2 separate regions of the Homo sapiens genome follow, and region 2 is linked to region 1. Evidence: read pairs that join two places in POLR2A ChIA-PET (ENCODE). Cell type or tissue: MCF 10A. All regions are shown on one strand. Each heading gives the region's core, and the rest is flanking DNA. Links, peaks and the distances in the headings are about the cores only.

Region 1 (13,370 bases), core at 5,111-10,110:
TAGATGGGGTGGGGCAGGGAGGTAGGGAAGCACCAATCACAGAAGAGTCGTAGGTACCTGGGATCAGCCTTCACTGGGTCCTGCCAGCAAAAGAATAGCTGCCCCTGCCCCAGTTTAGAGTTTAAATGCAAACTCTAAATGTTTAGTACCTGAAACTCCCAGAGGTAAATTACTTTCTGAGGCAATTGTGCATTCATCTGAGGCAATCAGCTATCTCTAAATCCACCTAAGCCCTCATTTGAATCAGATCGGGTGATTCACAGCAATTTGATGTCACTTTGAAAGCTGGTTTGTTGCCAAAACACCAGCCTGGTGCCCTTGATGACAGCCAGGCACAGGGCTGGGTTCTGCCTGGAATTGAAGAGGCTGGTGGGTGGGGGCGTCTTTGGCACCTTAAGAATTTTGAGAGGAGAGAAGGGAGCCCTGTGGCTGCTTTATGGTGTTAGGTCTGTAAACTGCCTAATTTAGCACAAATGCCTTTCTTCATCCAGGTAGCCTCGGGCTTTCTTCCACAAGCGAAGTGTGTGGCCAGTGAGTCAGATGACCTGCTCCTTCTGGAGATGGCTGGTGCCATTCTCAATGTCAGTGGTCGCTTCTTACAGATCCCGATAGATTCAGGCCTCAGGTAGCCAAACAGGGCATCCCATGGCCCCGGCCAGGTTCTGTAGAGGCAAATGTTCAAAAGGGAGTGGCTCTGACACCATTGTCCATGCTCCTCCCTGCCTTGCTTGAGCGACAAGTGTGGCTGCTTTTAGGAAGTGGGGCTTGCTTTGGGAGAACTGCCTCTCGAAGGACTCACACCTATAATTCCCTGTTGTTGTCTCTGGAAGTCTGCAGCTGCCTGGTCCTTAGGGTGAAAAGCAGCTGGGGAAGCTGGAGCCACACATTCCAAAGGGCTTCAGGGACAAAAGCACCCTGAATTTAGGAAACAAAAGACAGGTGGAGGAGGAAGCATCCAGCAACCCCCTTGTAATCTCAAAAACTGACTCACGCCGGTGCCGGCCATAGGGCTGCCACGGTATATGGCTCAAGGAAGCCCAGGCTCTCCTGGGAGGTTCTAGCCATTGTTGAGCCTGTGAAGGAAATGTGTCAGGCCAGCCCTTCCTCACTTTCTTGATTTAGCAGGCTGGAGCTAGCTGTAAATGCTGATCAATTCCAGTTGCCAGACTGGAGCTGTAGCAGCGACCTGGGTGATCTCAGAGCCCCATCCCCTCATCTGTCACGGGAGAACTTGGCCCCGGAGCACACTCCAGATATCTCGCTCAGAATGCAGTTCTGAGCATCAAACACACAGTTCATGTTCCTGACTCTGTTGGCTTTGGGACACTCTATTGGCTTTGGGACACTTTCAGGATGTTCTTGCAAGCTACTCACTGTGGGCCTCAGAGTCTGACCTGTCCAGAACTGCTGGTCTGCAAGGGGGCCTGTTCTTGGGGGTTCCTGGGGACCCCCACCCCAGGGACCACCCAGTGGTTGAGGGAGGGAGAATTGGTCATGAACTATGGATGATGCCAGCACAATATCAGATGTCATCACCCCGCATGGCCTAGGTACTCGCCTAAACAGACATCAGCACAGAATTTTGGGTGAGGGGGTCTTCCTGACCACGCTTTCACTCCTCAGAAACCTCTACTGCCTGGTGCTCCTTCCTCAACTTGTCCCAGAAACAGTGGCGTCAACTAAAGAGAAAGCGGGAAGGCAGGTACCTTCGGCAGGGATCTGGCGTTGGAACCTCTGCCCCGAACGTTGAAGCGCTGCTGTCACAATCACCTCATTCTGTCCCAGGACTTCCTCCTCAGCCTTTCCCCAGTCCATTTCTGAGCTTTGTGCCCTGTTCCCACCTCCCATAGCCTTTTCCCTCCTGCTGAGATAGGAGAACCGCCAGGAATGTAAACTCAATCTTCTCCTCTGGGGACTCTATGCTGCCTGCTACCAACAGCAGGCATCCCAGGATGTGGGATTTTCAGTGCTGAAACCAGGACAGTGATTCTCAAACTTTTTTTGATCCCAGGTTTCTCTGAAAATCTGAAGGCCATGGGCCCTCTCTCCAGCACAGCCTCCATAAGCCCAGACACATGCCATTGTGCATGCAATTCCAGGGGTGCTGGGATCCCCTTCCCAATCAAAGAGAGGACTTAGGGACCCATGGACCTGTCCAGAGACCTAGGCTGAAGATGGTAGCATGTAGGGAGGGGAGGTTGATGCCATGGTTAATTGCATAAGCTCTGGAAGGAGACTGGCCATGCTGCCTAGCCAAGCGCTCCCACTATACAGCTGAGAACCCTTGGACAAGTTTCCTAACCTCCCCAAGCCTCCCTTTCTGCATCTATAAAACAGGAAGCACATCTGTTTCATGGGGCATAAAAGACTTAATAATGACACATAGTGTGAAATACAGTGTCTGGCAGAACAACATCATGCATGCACTCGCCTGTTCAAAACATGCACTGAGCTGCCACGTGCCAAGGCCTGTCTTGGGCTAGAGATCCCCTTTGGGAACAAGACAGAGTCCTTGCCTTCTGAGTACTTACATTTTAGTGGGTTAAGGCTGTAGGGGCCACAGGCTCTTGACCCCTAAAGTTCTGCTGAGAGGCATAAGGCAGATGGATTAATGGGAGAAAAGGCATAAAACTTATTTAACGTGTATGCACAGAAGCCTTCAGAATGAAGCCCCAACTTCCCAATGAGTTACAGAAACTTATGTACCATTGTGGGGTTACAGAACGTATGGGGGTTTGGATTCCGGTAAAACAGGTTATGGGAATGGGAAGAAGAGGAATTCGATTGAGGGGCAATAAATGATTGCCAGGGAGAATGATTGGATGGGAGAACAGAAATAACCTTGTAAGTAGCTTTCTTTGGAATTCAGATGATACTTGGAGTCTTCTCGGGTCAGGTCACACCTTGGTCTTCTTTTCTGCCATAGATAAGAAGATAAGTGGGAAGGGGAAGAAAGAATAATTGCTCTCCTTGGAAGGTCTGGATCTTAGGCAGATAAAGAAACTTCAGCTTCTTTGGGAAAGACGGTGTGTATAGGGGAAGGTCAGAGAGACCTTGAGGCTTCCTCAATTCGACATGTTAAAACCCTCTATTTTGGGGTATTGGTTTCTGAGTCTCAACAAGGCTAAATCAATAGTAATTGTTATGATTACTTGTTATTTATTGTTGGTGGTTTGATTTGGAACTCAGGACAACATTCACTTTCAGGTCCTACTTAGTAGCCCGTTTCCCATCAGCATGATCCTCTGCAGGGCCGACAGATGGGGAACTTTTTGATAAAAGGGAGAAGGCTCCTTTCACCCCTTATCAAAACATTGTAGTAGCTTCGGTGCTTAAGTGTCATCATTTTCGTTCTCGCTGATATTTTAAAGAAGCCAATTTGAGTGCCCATCCTCACATTTCTATTGAAGAGTTTTCACTTCTTTCTTTCAATAAATTATTTAGTCCTCCTATGGACTGTTGCTGAACTGTGATTTTTACAAGCAAACCATTCTTACTTGTCATGAGTTAGCAAGGAGATCTTAAATGGGACCAGTGTAGACAGGAGACCTGTGTTACTGAGGCACGAAATAAACGTTCCGGCTGCCATTCATGCAATTTCAGTTTAGAGTCTCAATTTTCTGCATCTTTATCCATATTCTGGTTCAGTTTTTCTGCACAACCCCTGAAGGGAATGTGGTCGCCTGGGAGCACAACTCCCAGATCCCAGTTTTGAGTGTGGGAGCTCCAGAAGTCAGCAGGCAGGCGGGGCTGGCCCAGTGACAGGAGGGGTGCTGGAAAGGGCTTTGGCTTCCAGGCCTGGGCCCCGCCTTTGCTGACGTTGGAGCCCTGGAGCAGGGCTGCTGACGTGTGCACTGCCTGGGCTGGCTGTTTACTAGACTGTTTGTTAAGGGCTGCACTTCCAGTAAAACCTGAGAACACACCGTGACATCCTCATTTACAGCACTGAGTGTGTCACTCGGGCAGCACGTGGGCCAAGAAAGGGAGAGTCTAGGAAAGGTGAGATTAGCTGGCTGTGGGGTAAATCACCTGACACGAAGAGCCCGGGGTTAACCAATCACCGTGGGAGGGCTGCCCTGGAGCACACAGCAGGCTGCACTTGGGAAAAGTCCATTTGAACAAGAATTTCTTCTTGAGAAGGTCTGAGTAGCCAAGGGACCTTGATCTAGGAGTAGGAACTGGTCTCAGGTCACTGATTGCCAGGGTGGCCTGGGCAAATCGTTTCTCCTCTTGGGGGCTCTGGGTCCCCACCTGTGCAGTGAGGGCATGCATGCTCTGATGCCTTCATGAGTGGCAGCACGGCACCATGTTAGGCACGGGGGCTTCTGGGCCTAGTCCTTTGTCTTCCTGGCCATGGGGAAGTGGAAAAGGCCTTACCCCACCAAGATGCGTCTTCCCAAGTAAGCGGGGCATTTATGCACCCAGGACCGCTCAGGGCTACGGTGGGGTTTTGTGTGATGAGGCACATAGATATCTCAGCAGAATGGCAGACGCGGTGGGGCGCGGTGGCTCACGCCTGTAATCCCAGCACTTTGGGAGGCCGAGGCGGGCGGATCATGAGGTCAGGAGATTGAGACCATCCTGGCTAACATGGTGAAACCCTGTCTCTACTAAAAATACAAAAATTAGCCGGGCGTGGTAGCGGGCGCCTGTAGTCCCAGCTACTCGGGAGGCTGAGGCAGGAGAATGGCGTGAACCCGGGAGGTGGAGCTTGCAGGGAGCCGAGATCGCGCCACTGCACTCCAGCCTGGGCGACAGAGCAAGACTTCGTCTCAAAAAAAAAAAAAAAAAAAAAAAAGGGCAGACAGCTAGGGAGGGCCAGCACAGAAGCTCTTAGCGGTACAGGCCACCAGTGAGCATTTGTGGGGGCTTTGTGGATAACCAGAGCTGTGTGCGGGGTAGGGGGCTTCCGTGGCGCCTTCCTTCAAACATTTGGTTACCTGTGGTCTCATAACAAAAGGCCACCGGCTCTCTTCCTCCCTCCTGATGGAAGTTATCCAAATCCATTTTGCTAGGTCTCCAAAACATAATCACTTTATTTGAAAGCGTTTCCCTAAGGGAAAGATCAAGCTGTCCATTTGGGGTGAAAGAGAACAACAATAATAACAATAAATTTCTCTCCACCCAGTACTGTGGACTTGCAGCATTTTCCAGTGTGTTACCGCCTGGAGTTGCCTCTGACATCCCCATAGCGGGGGAAGACAAGAAAACTGAGGCTCACAGAGGTTGCCAAAGGCCACATGGATAATGAGGGTCAGAGAGGTTGTTAAAGGACTGCAGCTGGTTCTAAATCCAGTGTCTTTCCAAAGCAAAACGATATAGCTTATAGCTCGCTCTTCAAAACCTGAAAAAAACACAAAGAGGTTTGTGAGTTGTCTTCCCACGCTCCCGTGTGGTTGATTGAGAAGCGGTAAACCCAAACAGGATAGGTGTGCTTTCTCGGGGGGGGGTAGGGGAGATGGGGTGGGGGGGTGCGGGGGGTGGGGGTGTGCGGGAGGTGGGAGGGGAGGGGTGCTTATCATCAACATGGCCACCCCCACATATCCCCATGTGTGTAGAACATCATGGTGCCCTGTATTTGCATATTAAAAGACTAGGGTGGGAGGGCCAGTTTTTTCTGCAGGCTACGTGAGTGACATGCCTGGTGGAACCAATCCCCTGAGCCCTATGCAAATCAGACATCACCTCCTCCAGCCTATTTATATAAGCAGCCACTTTTCCGTGGCACAGGGGGTCTTCTCTCTTGGCTTTGGAGCTCCCCATTCCTCTGTGTCTGTAACAGGGGAGCTTCTTCCTTCTTTCTTCTCCCTTCTTTCTTGCCTGTTAAACTCTCTGCTTCTTAAAACCACTCCATGTATGTCCAGGTCATTTTATCTAATTTGGAGACGGAGAACCCTGGTGTTCCTCTGCTCATCAGAGCCGTCTCACCTGCAAGGGCCAGGATCCAGCACTAGGGCTGCCCTTTATGTTCATGCAGCCTCCACTAGGAAGATCCTCCTTAGCTGCCACCTGCTGTAAAGGGATCTATCTATCTATCTGTCTATCTATCTATCTATCTATCTTTCTATCTACCTGTCGAGAGAGAGAGAGGTTTATTATAAGGAATTGACTCATGTGATTATGGAGGCTGAGAAGTTCCACAGTCTGCTGTCTGCAAGCTGGAGACCCAGGAAGGCTGCTGGTGCCGTTCCAGTTTGATTCTGAAGGCCTGAGAACCAGAACTGATGGTATGAGTTCTAGTCCAAGTCCACAGAAATGAAACTGGAGAACCAAAGGTGTAAGTCGCAGTCTGAGGGCAGGAGAACACAATAACCCAGCTCAAGCAATTAGGCAGAGAGAAAGAATTTTCTCTCCCTCCACTTTTTGTTGTTGTTGTTCTACTGAGGCCTTCAATGGATTGAAGGAGTTCCACTCATTAAGTCAATTAACTTCTGAAGTCTATTATTGTCATTGCCTCCCCAGGTAGGGGAAATGAGAAGCCTGGGGATATGGCTTACAGTGAAGTGTGGCTGGTCCTTTTTTATTCTCTTGGCCAGGCTCCTTCCCTCTGCCAAGTTGCAGGTGGTCCAGGTGTTTGCTTCCAGATGTTTAGCAAACATCTGGTGGAAGGCAAAGAAGGAAAGATTGCTTAGGGGGACTCTTGCTCCCGTTCCTACCTGCATCTTCTGAGAGGTCTTCCCCCTTTACATTCACCTCAGCTCAACATTGGAATCCCTGCTCTTTCACTGCACACACTGACCACCCACTGCAGGCTGGGGGTCCTAGAGGATTTCACGTGCTAGGCTGTCCCAAATAGAGGAGGTCCTGCTACAGCACCGGCACCATTAGTCCTTTCTGGGCCGTGCTCTGTGAGCCCTTGAGAGGACAAGAAACCAATGTCAAAGCCATGGAATGATCCCATTCAATTCTCATCAAGGAATAGAGAAGACATAAAATTCAGCAAATGGAGGAGGTAAATTTGCTTATTAAAGGTATTTGTGATGAGTGGAGTAGACATAAACACACACACACACACACACACACACACACACACAGCTGAGCTTTAACTGGAAATTACCGAGCAAAAAAGGGCAGGACAGCACCACGTGAGAGGGAGGCCAGTGGCACAGAGGGCTTTGTCCTGACACGCACACAGGTAACAGGACCTCGGGAGGGAAGAGGTCGCTGGGACAAGTCCTGTCAGGCTGCGGGGAGCCCTTCCCGGACACTGCTGGCTCCTGGAACTGACTTGCCTCCTCACGCACACGTAGGCAGCTTATCTCGGGTTTTGTTTTGGCTTCAAAATCTTTTAATCTCCCAGGATCGTTTGAGTAGATCAGCCCCTATTTTTATTCTTGGATAGAGAAGTGAATCAGAAACGCAGCCAACTTCATTGGACTTGTGGAGGCCTGTCCCCGAGCACCAAATTCCTTGCAGCTTCAAGCAGGTTGACAGAGCTGAGACTGAAATAAAAACACCAACAGGATTAGGCCTGTTCCTGACTGTGGAGTTTGGTGCATAGTAGGCATTCAGGAAGTATTTGTTGAAAACAAATATCAAGGAATCCTATTAATTCCAGGTGACTTTCTCTATGCAGTGGGTACCGCACAGAGTGTGGAACACAAGGCAATGGCAGCCAATAGATTGTTTTCTGAATTGGCAGGGCCCTCTGCCTGTAATTTTACCAAAGCAAAAATATTTATGGGTGTGGCTACACACAGTGGCACTTTCTAGGCTTCATGCAGGCTTGAAAACCTTCATTTTCCTTTCCTTATACGCGGCCACCGCATTTACCCTCCACCTTCTTTCTGAGGGAAGCCCCAGGAAATGTAGGTGCCCTGTGGAGCCTACAGGCCCTTTCAGTGTTCCTGATGCTTATGAAAATCCATTCTGGAATTTGTGGAAATGGGAGTTTGGATTGTCCTGAATGCCTTAGTCTGGGAGCTGGGGAGTTTCCAGAAACCAGCAGGTTGTTTTGTGGTGAGACTGTTTCGTATTAAGCTGTCAACGCTTCCCCACGATGAAGGCTAGAGGGTTAGAATGCTGGTAAGAAAAGATCAGGGGTAATGTGTTCTGAGTGGGGACAAAGACACAGTGACTGGCGTTCTGGGTACCTGGATCAATGTATTGAGCTTGACACGATCCCAGAGGTCCTGTGGGGAATAGTCTCAAAGAGGGGTTGGCTATGATTATGGTGAAACACAAGCCTGCTGTGTTCCCCTTGATTAATGGTCCTACCTAAACCACAGGCAGCCACTTTGTGGGTTGACTGATGACCTACAAGAGGCCATGGGGTAAGAGCCCTAAGCGTGGACCATGGTAATTAGCAAGTATGGTCACATTCTTCCTCCTGGAGACATGGATGGAGTCAGTCAGATGGTACAAGAAGAGAAAAAAGAAAATGCCTAGAGAGAAGCAGAAATCAATAGACAGTAGGAGATCCATACCAATGGGAGTGCCATAGTGAAGATCCAAGAATTCCTGATGTTAATGGGGCAACAAGCCAACAAGGAGCCCAGAGCCAGCTTCAGTCCTGAACAACCTCCCAAGTCTATCCTCTATGGAGCCTGTAATACATTAGGTTCTGTCCTACCCCTGTATACCTTATTACTAGATGGCTCCTTAAATAAATCATAAAACCCCAGTTCTTAAGATGACACGAATGTGCCTATTCCTTTCAAATGAGACGAACCCATGTATTTACCATACATGAAAAACTAATGCCAATGGCATAATCCCACGTAACTTTTCTGATTGATTGGGGTCCAGGTTCACTAAAAGAGTCACTCAAAAGCTTTCTAATCTATTTCCTTACTTGTTGGCTGGGTAAGTGTTACATTTGGGAAATAGAAGAAGAAGGTGATTAGAGGATAGAGCTGGGGCCATTGGCCTCGTGTAGGCACAATTCTTCACAGCTTTCACAGGATAGGAAAATGTAGGGTTAAGGGCTGCTTTCCAAATCGTTTTCCCCTGTTTGCCATTGCAGCTTTTCCAGACCACTTAATTTGATTTTCAGTGTTCAAAATCTTGCTTATAAATCTCCCCTGAGTGGAGAGTTGGGTAGGTGGAAGGAGGAGACGAAGAGAGAATGTTCACAATGCTAATATCATGGTTATACGGTGGACCCTTGAACAACACAGGTTTGAACTCTGTGGGTCCACTTCTAGGCAGATTTTTTTCACCTCTGCCACTCTTGAGACAGCAAGACCAACTCCTTTTCCTCCTCCTCTTCCTCAGCCCACTCAACATGAAGATGACAAGGATGAAGACCTTTATGATGATCCATTCCCACTTACTGAATAGTAAGTATGTTTTCTCTTCCTTATGATTTCCTTAATAATACTTGCTGTCCTCTAGCTTACTTTATTGTAAGAATACAGTGTATAATATAGATGACATACAAAATACATATCAATTGATTGTTCATGTTATTGGTAAGACTACTTGTAGGCTATTAGTAGTTAAGTTTGAAAGAGTCAAAAGTCATATGTGGATTTTTGACTGTGTGTGGGGTCAGCACCCCTAACCTCGACATTGTTCAAGGGTCAGCTGTATTTATTTAAAGAAGCATAGAAAAGAATACATTTATTCACTTGATAAACATTTGTTGAACACCTGCTATGTGACAGGTTGAGTCGTAGGTGCTTAAGAGAAGTTAGTAAAATGAGCAAAGACACCTGCCACGGAGCACTTATGTTGTAGCAGGAGGAGCAGGCAATAAACAAAAAATAAAAGATAATAATATAATAGATAATACATATAACACAATAAGGCAATAAACACAATAAGATAAAAAAAGTCACAGTATGTCAAAGGTGATGAGTGCACTGGAAAGAAAGGAGTGCAGAGAGAGGAAGGAGGGCATAGGCCTTGCCTGTGAGAGGACAGATTGCAGTTTTAAATAGGAATGGTCAAGGTTGGCCCTTCTAAGAGAATGACCTTTATGAGAAAGCCTGCAAGAGGTAAAGGAGTTAGTCGTTGGGGTGTCTGGGAAAGGGGGTTCAGGCAGGTGGAACAGCCACCACAAAGGTGTTAAGGCAGGAGCATCTGACATGTTCAAGAAATAGCAAGGAGGCCAGTGCAGCTTGGGTCTTAAGGGAGGGGGGAAAGTAGGAGGCTGGGGCAAAGGAGGAATGCGGGGGCCAGACCATGTAAGGTCTTGGGAAGAATGAGAAAAATCAAAGATGCCCTCGAACCTGAGCAAAAAACCAAAAGCAAAAACAAAAGCCATAATAAGCATATTGGCACTTGATTAATTTAATTCCTTATTGAATTAGTAATTCTCATGGTGGGGGAGGGAAACTATATATCATACCCCCTACCCCTGCCACCAACCGGGGAACATCTTTACACCATTCCCCTCCTTTTAACACCACTGCCTTATGGAGGCATCTGTGCTAATGGGCAGATACTTAATGTGCTCCTTGCAAATATTAGGGCAGGGAAAATGTTGAAGACGTTTGGTGTAAACACACCAAATTTAACTGACATAATTATTGCCTAATATGTGTGTCTTCATCCATTTGGGCTGCTATAGCATAACACCTTAGATTAGGTAATTTATAAACAACAGAAATTTATTGCTCACAGTCCTGGAGGTTGGGAAGTCCAAGATCAAGGAAGATTTGTGTCTGGCAAGGACTTGTTCTCTGCCTTGTTGCTGTGTCCTCACATGGCAAAAAGGGCAAGGAGGCCCTCTCAGGCCTCTTTTATAAGGGCACTAATCCCATTCATGAGGGCAGAGCCTTCAAGAGCAAATCACCTCCAAAAGGCCCCACTTCTTTATACTATCACACTGGGCATTGCATTAGTTCATTTCCACCTGCTGATAAAGATATACCTGAGACTGGGTAATTTATAAGGAAAAAGAGGTTTAATGGACTCACAGTTCCACGTGGCTGGGGAGGCCTCACATTCATGGTGGAAGGCGAAAGTCACGTCTTACATGGCAGCAGGCAAGAGAGAATGAGACCCAAGCAAAAGGGGTTTCCCCTTATAAAACCATCATATCTTGTGAGACTTATTCACTACCACGAGAACAGTCTGGGGGAAACCGCCCTCATGATTCAGTTATCTCCCAACAGGTCCCTCCCACAACATGTGGGAATTATGGGAACTATAATTCAAGACGAGATTTGGGTGGGGACACAGCCAGACCATATCAGGCATTAAGTTCCAACATATGAATTTTGGGAAGACACCAACATTTGGATCATAGCAATGTGAAAACTCTTTTCTAAGGCAATTTTAAATTTTTGTCATTTATATTCCCACAAGGTATCCTGAGCAGAACTACACCAGATAACATGGTAGAGTTTTTTTAAAGGTTCTTAAGGGGTGTATCTTAATGTAGCTAATAAATATCCCAGTAGGGCTTTCCATGTGTTTGTTTCAAATCATAGAACCAATTTAAACTCCACCCCTTTTGGATGGGGCCAGACTCATACAAGGAGTGGTGACTATATGAGTTAATGTGGTTTTACTACTCAGGAGGAGAGATTTAGCTGTCATTTTAGACCTCATTTAAAATATTATAACTTCCTTCTCATGTTTCTAATATTCTATCTTGTACAGTAGTTACATTTTTGGATTTAAAATCCTCCCTTTTGAGCCTTTGTAAGCTAGTGTAGAGATTCATGATGTGCGATGAGTTACAATTTTTATGAGGCCCAACTTTGAGTCTCAGGCACTACAGGAATGGGCCCCAGAGGTGGGTTCCTGTTTTCACCTGGCATCTGGCGTCACTGTGGCTTCATCATCCCATACTCACCCTGACCTCCTCCCTTTCATGCGAAAGTGAACATTTTATTGTGAAGTCCTGTTCTATGGTGATATTAACAAATTTGAGGAATTTTGTAGTCCTTGCAATGCAAACTCACAACTGTCAAATGTCTACTGTTTCTATTTTTACCTTTTCTGAGTATTAAAAAATGAAGTATAATTTAAGTACAACAAAATGCACAGATCTTACATGCTTAGTTTGATAAGTTTGGACAATTGTACACCTGTGTAACCATCATCCCAATCAAGATTCAGAACACATCCACCACCCCAGAACTTCCTCTTCTCTCCCTTTCCAGTGAATTGTTGATCCACCCCCACAATCTTGGAGGCAGCCACTTTTTGACTTCTATCACCATAGCTTTAACCTCATAGAACAGTTTTGCCTGTTCTAGAGTTTCAAACAAATGAATTCTTCCAACATGTATTCTTTGTGTGTGTGACTTCTGTCTCTCAAAGTGGAGTTTTTGAGATGTGCCCATGTTGTTGCACCTATTAGTAACTTGTTCTATTTAATTGCTCAATAGTATTCTACTGTATGACTATACCACAGTTTGTTTACCCATCCTCCTGTTGATGGACATTTGTCATTTTGGGGAAGAAGGCTATTGTAAATAAAGCAGCTATAAACATTCTTGCATACGCTTTCTGTAGACATAGGTTTTCATTTCTTTGGGGTAAGTATTCATACCTAGAAATGGAATTGCTGGGCAATAGGGTAGCTTTAAGAGAATTGCCAAACAGTTTTTTAACATGATTGTACCATTACTCTCCCCTAGTAATATAAGATAGTTCCGGTTTCTCTACATCTTGGCCAACATTTGGCATTGTCAATCATTTTTATTTGAGCGACTCTAGTGGGTGTGAAATGGCATCTTGATGTAGTTTTAATTTCCGTTTCTCTGATGACTAATGGTGCTGAGCGACCTGTCATGTGCTTCCTGACCATTCCTACATGTTCTTCTGTTAAGTGTCTGTTCTTTTGCCCATGTTTAAAATCAGGTTATTTGGTTGCTCACGTTAATTGGTAAGAGTTCTATTATTTATTTTTGTACTTGTCCTTTTCCCTGGTTACCTTCTAAGTTCCTTGAGATATTTTATCAATTCTCTCTACAGCGTCCAGCACAGTGCTTTGTAAATAGCAGGTGCTTAATAAACACTTATTGGATTATCAGCATAAAGTAGTAACCCTGCCTGTACAGTGGAACAACTTGTTGATTTTATTAACAGAATTCAGTAAAGTTTGGGCATTCAATTTTTGGATTGGCAGCGTCTCTTACTTTTCACTTTTTGAATTGGACATTACTCTTTTCCAGTATGTGACCTTTTGCCAACATTCAGGCTGCTCATTTCTAAATGCTTTAAGCCAATCTGGCATACAGTACTTGATTGTGGAAACTGTCATAAACTTTATAGTTAATTTTTATAAGACTTACTTAGGAAGATCTGAAGTTTTCATGATAGGTGATCTCTTCGAGAAGTTGAAATATTTATAGTCTTGAAAATAGAATGTTCTGTACCATCACCTTCTGTTTTCCTCCTCTTCTGAAATTTATGAGACATTTCTTAACCAAGAACCAGAGCCCAAGGGGCAGACAGAAGAAATATAA
Region 2 (10,759 bases), core at 4,937-9,936, 52 kb before region 1:
GGGTTGGTTTTCCTGAGGCTGTGAAGGAGAATCTCTTCCAGGCCTTTTCCCAGCTTCTGCTGGGTTGCTGGCCATCTTTGGTGCTTCTTGGCTTGTAGACACATTGCTCCGATTCCTGCCTTTGTCTTCACAGGGTGTTCTCCCTGTGTGCGTGTCCATGTCTAGGTTTCCCCTTTTTATAAGCACACCAGCATGTTGAATTAAAGCCCACCCTGATGACCTCATCTCAACTAATTACATCTGCAATGACCCCATGTCCAAATACAGTTTCATTCTAAGGTACTTGAGGTTAGGACTTCGGTATGTGAAACCTGGGGGGACATGACATCCAGCTTCCTCAAGGCAGTCATAAGTTGCCTTGGAGGAGGATAGAATGGCTGGTGATCAAAGTCAACACACTCCATCCCAGGCCAAAAAGGTGAGGCCTGGAGGTGGATTCAGCAGATGGAACTGCTGGGGCCAGAGGCCTGAAGAAGACCCAGTATCATATGAAGAACTGAAGAGAAAACTCTGGGCATAGGGAGGATGAACTAAGCAGGTGAGGAGTGAGATGGGGTTGGAGAGGGAGCTAGGGCCATAGGATGAGGGCTGTGAGGCCACTTGAGCCTTGAATTTAACTCCATATGTTCTGGGAAGCCAGTGGGGGCTTCTGAGCTGGAACTGATGGGACTGGGTATACCTTCTGGGGAGGCCACAGGCTGCTGCATGGGCCAGGGGCTACAGGATGCCCAGCAGGAAGTGGGAAGGTTGTTCAGGCAGCTGCTGTAGGTGTCCCCAGGAGAGACTGTGGTGTCTTGGACCAGGGGGAGCAGTAGGGCAGAGAGAGGGGATGGATCTGGGATGTTTTGGTGACAGCTGTTTAGATTTGCAGTGGGTAAGCACACAGGCCCACATAGATATGGTCATTATTGAAGTTGGGCTGATGGCATCTGCAGACACCCTAGAGCTTTTTAGCTGGTGTTTAAATAGTGGGATGACACCCACAGTGCAGGTGGGCAGATTTCTGTCTGATTTCTAGTGACCATACTTCTCAAATCCCAGATCAGGGATCACTCTTGTGAGATGTCTCAGCTTTGTGCTCGCCAAAATGCAGTGGGAGAGGAAGTAATGTTCCCAAAAGCTGCAAATGTGTCACCTGACACAGCAGAAGGGACTTTGCAGACGTGATTGTGTGAAGGATCTTGAGGGGGGAAGATGGTCTTGGGTGATCTGGGTGGGCCCAGTGTAATCACAGGGACTTTATGAGGGGGACTTGGGTGCGTCCAAGTCAGAAAAGGTGATGTGATGATGGAAGGAGGGAGAGAAGGTGGAGAAAACTTGGGTTTTGCTGCTGCCTTTAAAGATGGACGAAGGGGCCATGAGCCAAGGAACGTGGGCAGCCTCTGGAAGCTGGAAAGGCAAAGGAACAATTCACCGTTAAAGCCTCCGGAAGGAACCAGCGCTGCCAACACCATAATTTTAGCCCAGTGAGGCTGATTTTTGAGCTTTCAGCCTCCAGAGCTGTAGGATAGTACATGTTTTTTTTGTTTTTTTTTTTTTGAGATGGAGTCTTGCTCTGTCACCCAGGCTGGAGTGCAGTGGTGCAATCTTGGCTCACTGCAACCTCCGCCTCCTGGGTTCAAGCGATTCTTCTGCCTCAGCCTCCTGAGTAACTGGGACCACAGGAGCGTGCCACCACGCCCGGCTAATTTTTGTATTTTTAATAGAGACGGGGTTTCACCATGTTGGCCAGGCTGGCCTCCAACTCCTGACCTCGTGATCCGCCTACCTTGGCCTCCCAAAGTGCTGGGATCACAGGCGTGAGCCACCACGCCCCGCCATGTGTGGTTTTAAGCTGCTAACTTGTAGTGGTTTGTAGGAAACTAATAAGGGTAGCGAAAAGGGAGATAATACAAGTCAGTTCACCAAGAAACAGTAAAATGAATCGAGAGATTTTGCAGGGGCCCATGTGTTTCTTGCATCTTGGTCAGTGACAGGTGTCATGGAGAATGGTGGGCAGGTGGGGTTGCAACCTCTTCCTGGAAGAACTTCATCGTGAGTTTCCCAGTGAGAGAGAGACAGAGAACTAAGCCAGTCATGCACCGCTGGATGATTTATTGTTTTTTTGTTTTTTCTCTCTAGACAAACAATATAATTATAGAAGCAGGCATGTGTTAGCCTAAGCTCTTGTCAATCACACCCAAGTTATAGTTTCTTCGGCCTGCAAGCTCCATTGCCACTCCTTATTAGAAAGATCATCTGAGCTGTACTCCTAGGCGGGTAGGTGTGAGGCCTTTATGTTTCAGGTATTGTGTTTCTAGTGAACTCTAATCTGCCTTCCCTGCGCGATGGAGAGGTGGAAATGGAGCGAGAAGGGGAAAGGTGGAAGACAATGGGGAAAGTTCTTATTGTCACAACAGGAGGAAACATCAGCTTAGACCTGGCTCATTCTTTGGGATAGAATAACACTGGTAATAGTTGAGTTTAACCTTCAGTATAGTTGAGTTTAAGCCTAGCTCTGCGTGGTTGGAAAAATGTAATGAATTTGCAGTGTATAAACTGGTCCATTGAGTTTTATTTTAAAAATCTTCTTTAAACATATTTAGCAATTAAAAAAATGTATTTGGAATATATCTGTGACCTGTCTGCATACATTTCAGATTGACCGAAAAGGGTCACCCTTCCTGTCAAAGTTTCAAGATTCCTGTTAAATGCTGACATCCTCACTTTTTTTTTCTCTCCAGTTGATTTTTTTCTTAGATAAGCCATTCTCTAGTTGAGAAGGAAGACTCTGTTTTGTCTTCATGTGCAGAATCCCTTGGCCTTTGTTTGTCACTGAGTTGGGCTCTCCTGTCTGAGTGACGAGGCTGTGTCCCTCAGAGGTCCTTGGACCAGAGCCTTGGGCAAATCTGAGCCCACTTAGGCATCAGACAAATGCTGTGGGTTAGGTGTGATTATCAGCATGTAAAGCACATACAACTCTTATTGATCATCACCCAAGGTATTCTGAGAGCCACGAATTTGTTTAATATCACTGGAAACTGTTTTAGAGCAAGCATTTCAACAGACTTGAATTTCCTTTGGAAAGAAAGTGGAGTAATATGGTTTTCTGGAGGGATTTATTGTTCTTGTTGAGATATTTGAAGGCCCACGTCAGGCCTTATACTCTCCAGGAAATTCTCCAGGAAGGTAGTACCCCACAGTAAAGAGCTGTTGGTCCACAGTGAACCCTGAGCTGGGACTTTCTCCACAACTCACCACCTCACTCTCAGCCTCAAGTTACTCGTTAAAGGCCTTCCCTGGCTGTCTGGTTGGGCCACATGCCTTGCTGGTCACTCACATGACATCCTCACTGTCTTATTGCAATTGGAGTGGCGTAAAACAACCATGGATTATCTCACAGTTCTGTAGGCAGAAACCCAGGCGCGGTGGGCTCAGGGTCTTGCATGTCTGGAATCAAGCTCTCAGAAGGGCTTCGTTCTCTTTTGGAGGCTGTATGCATTTCCCGTGCTGCCGTAATAAAGTGCCACAGCTGGGTGGCTTCAAACAACAGACATTTCTTCTCTCCCAGTTCTGGAGGCTAGAAGTCTGAAGCTAAGGTGTGGGCAGGGCCCTGCTCCCTCTGAAGAAGAGTCCCTTCCTTGCCTCTTCCAGCTTCTGGTGGCTCCAGGCATTGCTTGGTTTGTGGCTGCGTCACTCCATTCTCTGCCTTCACATGGCCTTCCCCTCTGTGTCTGTGTCTTCTCTGCTGTCTCTTATAAGGATGCCTGTAATTGACTTTAGGGCCCATTGTGTAATCCAGGGTGACCTCATTTTGAGATCTCAAACTTAGTTACATCTGTAAACTCTCTTTTTCCAAATAAGGTCACAGTCAGAGTCCAAGGGTTAGGACAGGGATGATCTTTTGGGGAGGAACCATTCAACCCACTCCAGCTGCCTTGCTTGGGGTAGCTACTGTTAAAAACTCTCTACTCAAAGCCTCCCAGGGGTTTTACCAAGAAATCTTATCACACTCATTTTAACATGAGTCATGCCTGAAATAACTGCAGTGTAGAAAAGTAGCATCTTGAGAAACATAATAAAGAATTCTGTTCTGTTCTGTTCTGTGGAAAATGGCTCAGGGCAGTGGTGCAAAACCCAGGTTAATCATCTCCGAGGTTAACTCAAGTAGCACCTCCTAGGATGTTTGCTTTGGAAGGGTTTGCATTTGAGGGTTGAGCTTAAATTGCTTCTTCATCTCCGATGATCACTCCATTGCTTGTTTAAAAGGCATCAATACTCAATCAAGTTAGCTGGAATGGGTTGAATTGTGGCCCCCCAAAAAGCTACGCCCACATCCTAACCCTCGGACTCTGTTTGAAGTTTGGGAGTGAGGAAGGAAAACTTTCTTCCATGTTGGGCTGTTGTAATTTCTATTTTTACTCTGATAGGCCCTGTATAATAAGCCCCTGAAAACTTTGAGACTTACCGTTTACTCATTCCTAATCATGATCTGAAAAACAGACTGTCTTTAGAGAACACAAGAATCAGTTTATAATTTGTGCTTCTACACATTGTTCTCCCACCTGGGAGCAAGGGGGCTTGGCCAGCAGACAGGACTGGTGTGTGTACTCATGACAGGCATAGGAGAAGAGGCAGGTGGCAATCCACGGCTCCTGTATCAGCTTGAATCCTCCACCGAGTGTCTCTTCCTGTTGGTAAACAGAGATAACAGCCTAATCCTGGGGCTGCTGGGAATGACACTGCCACAGCTCTGGGCACCTGTCAGCCAAGGACAGATGGCGACCACTGCCACCCACAGTCTGTCCCAGGGAGAATTTATGGTGAGACTCCTGGGGTCTGGGAACATCCATCCATGGGCTGATGTTGAGGGTATGCCCCACCTGGAGGAATCGTAGAGTCTTTCTGTCAGTAACATCCCCATTGACACCTAGCTAGACCCTGGCCTCTGCTCCCACTCCACCATGTCCATCTCTTACTCCATCATCCTACACCTCAATGATGTCAACATTCCTCTCCCTGCTCCCTCTTGGCCTCAAAGTGTGTCTGGCAAAAAGCAAGTCCAGTCATGACTTTCCTTTGCACAGAGCAGTGAGTGCCATCCCACTCAGAGGCAAAGTCAAGGTGCTCCTGGTGGCCACCTGGCCTCAGTGTACCTGCCTCACCTCTCACCTGCTCGTCCCCATTTACTCCATGCCCACAGCCACACGGCTCCCAGGATCAAGCTGGCCCTACTTCCCCCTAGGCCCTTCCCACTCCCTCTGCGTAGAAGGACCATTTTCCCCCCAGGTAACCACAGAGCTCCCTCTGCACCTTCTCTCCCTGTTTGCTCTAAGATCACCTTTCCACCAAGGCAACCCCTCCACCCGCACCGCCCCCCCAGCTGTCTTTACCCCATAACTCTTAGAGTTTCCTTATCTGTTTCCTCTCTGTCTCCACCTGTAGAGTGGAAGCTCCAGGGAAGAAGGGATTTTTTGGGTTTTATTTTGTATTTGGCAGCTACTTCCCCAGTGCCTACAGTGGTGCCCCATGCTCCATAAGCCTGGGGGAATATTTGTTGAATGAATGAATGAGTGCAAGAAAGAATTAAAAGCAGCATTTGCTAAGTGTCCTGTCAACCCATCTGTTCAGAAATGGCTTTGGCATTTCTGTCTGAAATGAGTCACCTGCTTAGGGGCCTCACGATTCTTTTCTCCTCGCCCACAGAATTTATTTTTTAATGATGAAAGGCTGGATCATTTGAAATCACTGTGGGATGTGTGCTTTTCTAGCCCCGAGTGTGGCGCTGACCATGTAATTTTCCATGCACCAGTTTAAGAAAGCAGTAGATTTCCACCAAGAAAGAGGAAGGAGCTGGCGGCCAAGCCGGGAGTGGTATTTTACTGGGGAAAAACAGGGGTGGCTGATATACAAAGCAATCTGCAGGCTTGGTGCTGACACCATAGCCTTCCAGCGACCAGGTGCAGAAGCTCAATATAGAAAGCTCCAAAACGGAATGTTTATTACCTATTACCTGAGAAGTACACACTTTCAATTTGCCCTGCCCCGAAATGTATTTCTGGGAAAGCAGCCTTATCTCTAGCGTGGCTTGGTAGCAACAGCTCTGCTTAGTGTCATTATCTGGAGAGCAGCTGTCTACACTCACCTTTTAAAAAGGTGCTTCTAACAAACAAGCAATCTAATTTATTAAGCAAGCTGGCTTGGGCTGAGGGAGGAAGGCAGGTGCTTTCATTCAGCTTGCTCACAGGATATTGTTCTTACAGAGCTTCCCACTTGTTTGTTCTTTATTCCCTTCATTTCCCTGCTTAAGAGAGCTGTTTGCCCGGCACGCTGATTTACAGAACAGGGAGTGATCTGGATTTATCTGTGGGTTCACTGGCCTCCCACAGGGCTTATGGATGGTCTCAGTTTCAGCTGCATCACACGCTGCCTGATGAAATTGACAATATTCGGCCAAACACCAACTGCATGTGGTTCAACCTAAGGGTATTTTACATTGAAGGGCAAAGTTACAGATTTCAAAGCAAAAGACCCAAGTTCACATCTGATCACCTGCTAACTGGCTACGTAATCTTGGGAAAGTTCCTTGGTTTCTCTGATCATTCCTGGTCCTCATCTGTAAAACAGTTCAATTAATAGCCAGCTAGGAAGCCATGATGGGAAGCACTTGCGGCTGCTTATATAAAGCACTCAGCACAGTGCCTGGCACGAAGGAAGCTTTCAGTAAGTGGTTGGTGGTGCTTATTTGCGGCCATGGCTTATTGAGACTGGAAGCTGTGGGGACTCCGGTGCACGATGGTGGATGTTCCATGAATGCTGGCAAGAAGAGTGAGCATGGGGTGAGCTGAGAACTCAGAACTTAGCTTCTTAGATGCCTGCTTTGTGTATAGTTTTGCCCTGTCCTAAAGCCCAACGTGCACCGATGTTTTGCATCATTGTTCCTGTTGCATATGTTACTTATCACTCGTCATGAGCTTGTTTATATCCACCCACAGTCAGGGGTTCTCCTCCTCCCTCCTCTGCAGGCAAATCCATGTCTGGCTCTCCAGGCGAAGGGGGTGGGGTGAGTGGTGGACCAGGAGGTCCTGATGGGGTTGGCCTCAGCTTGCCCTGGGCATTCTGCAGCCTATGGCCTCTCCATAGCCACTTTGCCTTTTATCTCTGGCTTCTCCAGGCCTAGAACAGGATCTGGTTTTGTAGGCAGAATCAAATACACAATTTGCAGGGCCCACAGTACAAAAGGAAAATGCAGGACTCCTTGTTCAAAAATCGTTAAGAATTTCAAAATGGCAGCCACTGAGCATTAAACCACGAGCAGGGCCTTCTGAGGGCGCCCGCTGTGGCACTACCTGCAGGTGCCTGTGATGCCAGCCCTGTTGGTAGGCAAGAAATGTTTCTTGAGTTGAGCTAAATAAAAGTTAATTCAATGCACACAGATGCCTGGGTGCTCCCAATGTATCCTGCTGTTTTGCAGCAACATGAGTAAGTGTCAGGCTGAGGGACATGAGTCACTAACGTGACCTGAGCACTCGGCTCGTTGGGTGATGCTCAGCTCTGGCGTGGGTGTGATAGAGCCTCTAGAACATGCCTGTGCTTGGGCACCATCCCAAGAGATTCTAATTTGAGTTGATTGGGTCCACAGTACAAGGCGTTTCTTTTCTCCTCAGCAACAGTGACAGAATCATGGCAAACATGTTATTTTTTTAGCATTATTAATTTCCATTGTGGTAAAGTACACATAATGTAAAATGTTCCAACTTAACCATTTTTACGGAGAGTTCTATGATACTAGGTACATTCACACTGCTGTGCAACGATCCCCACTATCCATCTCCAGGCCTGTTTCTGTCTTGCAAAAGTGAAATTTGCTATGCGTGAAACCCTAACTCCCCATTCCCTACAGCCCCTGGCAAACACCATTCTACTTTCTGTCTCTATGGACTTCATTCCTCCAGGTGCCTCATGTAAGTTGAAATCATACAGTATTTGTCTTTTTGTGACTAGCTCATTTCACTCGGCAATATGCCGTCAAGGACTATCCATGGTGTAGCCTGTGTCAGAAGCGCTTTCCTTTTTAAGGCTGAATAATATTGCATTGTATGTAGAGACCACATTTTGTTTATCTATTCGCCTGTTTGCTTCCACCTGTTGGCTATTTTGGGCAAACGTATCCTTTTTATAGTAGTGTGGTTTGATTGCCAGTCCCACTCACAGATAGGAAAGTCGAGGCTAAGAGAGTGTGAGTAGCTTGTCCACACAAGCAGAGAAGGCTCCTGATTCTGAACTGTCTGCTTCCTGCCCCTTGCTCTCTTCACCTTTCCACACTTCCTTTTACTCCTGCAGAAGGGTGCTTGTTTTTTTGCATTGAGATAAGCAGTGAGTATTTACCTAATGACTGGCTGAGTAGTTTTCCTCCCTTTCATGCCCAGTGGATAAGCTGCTGCTGGTAGAAAATTGGATACACACAGGTGTCCCCTTATTGGAGTCTTGTGTTCACAACACGTGTGAGCACCTGGTTGCTTCAATGACAGGGTTTGCTCAGCAGGTGAAGAGGTAGCGGCACCCTGTGCTTCTCCAGGGCCTGACACAAGACATGTGGAGAGGACAGACACAGGGGAGGTCCCACAGCAAAAAACTGGTGGCTGTGAGGTCTGTAAAGCCATTAATTTCTACTAATTCCTTTCAAGTGTGGTGGGAAAAGCTGAACTTTGAGATTTCTACCCTGAACCCACCGTTCCTAACATGGGAAGTTGGTGTTCATGACTTATTCTCCCCAAGCCTTAGTTTCTTGATCTTCTCACCGTTAGACAGAGATGATAGTACCCACCTCAATGGGCTTTTGTGAATATTAAATCTGCAGTGAGGGTTAAGCTCCCAGGATACACCGGCACCCACCATCAAGACACACATATGTCTCCTGCTCTTATCTTTCTATTCTCCCTTGGAAGCATAAGTGTTTAATTTATTGTTTTAGTGTGTACATTTTGAAGAAAATGACCTGTTTTGTGGCCAAATGAATGGAAACTTCTCTTTATTCATTATGTGAAGAGGAGATTGGCTCTGTACGATCAACACACTTGTCGTTTCTTTTTGATATGAAAGACAGTGGGACATTATTTTTTCCAAAAGTTTTGAGACTGAAAGACAAACTTTTCTAAACCTACAAATGTGATAAAGTAGACAAAGAAAGGCAGGGGTTGGGGTCAGGTTTTCTAATGCATCATTAAAAAAAAGTCTATCTCTTTTGGACTTTCTTGGATGTGCTGCTCCTTTGATGACTCTGATGAGGACCTCATTGGGGAATGGAAATCTCTGGAATGAATTTTAAAAAAAGTGTGTGTTTTACTGGCATATTTCTAAAGTCCTTAAAGTACTTCTGTAATAACAATCTCTATGAAAGATCAAGTCCTACAACAGGGCAAACTGAGTTTTAGATAATCGAGCATGATCCTGTAATTGATGACGTCATTGATCCCTTTTGTGTTGCCTTCACTGGTCATTTTCTTGTTTTCTTTTTTTTTGAGATGGAGTCTCGCTCTGTTGCCCCAGCTGGAGTGCAATGGCACAATGTTGGCTGACTGCAACCTCCGCCTTGCAGGTTCAAGCAATTTTCCTGCCTCAGCCGCCTGAGTAGCTGGGATTACAGGCACCTGCCACCATGCCTGGCTAATTTTTGTATTTTTTAGTAGAGACAGGGTTTCACCATGTTGGCCAGGCTGGTCTCAAACTCCTGACCTCAGGTTAACCGCCCACCATGGCCTCCCAAAGTTCTGGGATTACAAGCATGAGCCATCGTGCCAGGCTCACTGGTCATTTTCTACTCAAAGGTGGGGAGAGGGATGTCCATTCCTCTCCTGGGCTATACTCTTGGGCCAGGACTCTGTCCACATATTTAGTGGCTCCAGCTGTGGCAAGGTGGTGTTGACAAGGCTTGTTGTGTCTTTGCATATTCCTGGTGACTTCGCTGCTGTGAACATCACCAGCCAGGGGATCTAAAGCACTGTTTAGACCTTTTGGTGTTGTTGAATGTCGTCATGTCAACTGTATAGTGACTGTAACATTGCTAGTCATGTCAGCCAAAGTGGATGCCAGCAGACCAGATGAAGTCACCCATCTGGCTCTGCAAGCCTCTGCCCATGTATTTAATCTGTCATAAAGATTTGCTAAGCTCCTGTCCTCAAATATCTTACTGTCAACACAAGTCACCAAATTACCCGTGAAACACACTGTGTGCCATGTGGACTTATAATTAGATTATCATAAGACTGGAAATTAGAGGAAGAAGTGGAAGGGCTGTGGGTGGTCAGGGAACACCTTGTGGGGAAGGAGGATAGAGTGCTGAGATCTGAGTGGGAAGATTTGGAAGGGAAAGAAAACCAGAGAGGGCTTTCCCAGCCAGGGAACTGGCATTGCCATAAGTGGAGAGGTGGGGCCAAGTCCAAGCTCTCATGGAATGTTGGGGTTCAGTAGAAGCTGGAGCAGGTACTCGGTGACCTGGGGTCCAGCATAGCCATGAGCTTGCTGAGTAAGCCTAGCCAAGTCACTAGATCTTTTGTGGCCTGGTTCTTCATCTATAGCATTGGAGCATGGAGGTATATACCCAAAAGAACTGTAGACAGAAACTCAAGTGCTTACACACTAATGCTCAGAGACACAGTAATTCGCAGTAGCCAAAAGGTGGTGGAAACAACCCCAATGTCCATCAATGGGGAGACGAATGTCTCCCTACAATAGATTATTATTCAGCCATAAAAAGGAATACCTCCTGATATGTGCTACA

Evidence for each region. Peaks named below come from ENCODE experiments on the same cell type or tissue, not always from the same donor. Only the 100,000 strongest peaks of a DNase experiment are listed, where the experiment ranks them.
Region 2: POLR2A ChIA-PET joins it to region 1 with 40 read pairs; 3 of 35 experiments call an interaction of 5 or more read pairs at or near these places.

What each region holds. Positions count from the first base shown.
Region 1 is chr21:38,897,812-38,911,181 of GRCh38, reverse strand. ETS2-AS1 (ETS2 antisense RNA 1) reads left to right here. Exons shown (of 4, transcript NR_120405.1): 3 at 9,217-9,281. Among named protein-coding and RNA genes, the nearest start is that of ETS2-AS1, 34 kb to the left of the region's middle. RefSeq lists enhancers at 3,667-4,206, 6,820-8,019. In MCF 10A, for the core only: no CTCF peak of the experiment used is centred there; a DNase peak (open chromatin) is centred at 7,221.
Region 2 is chr21:38,952,398-38,963,156 of GRCh38, reverse strand. No RefSeq gene overlaps it. Among named protein-coding and RNA genes, the nearest start is that of ETS2-AS1, 19 kb to the right of the region's middle. In MCF 10A, for the core only: no CTCF peak of the experiment used is centred there; a DNase peak (open chromatin) is centred at 7,506.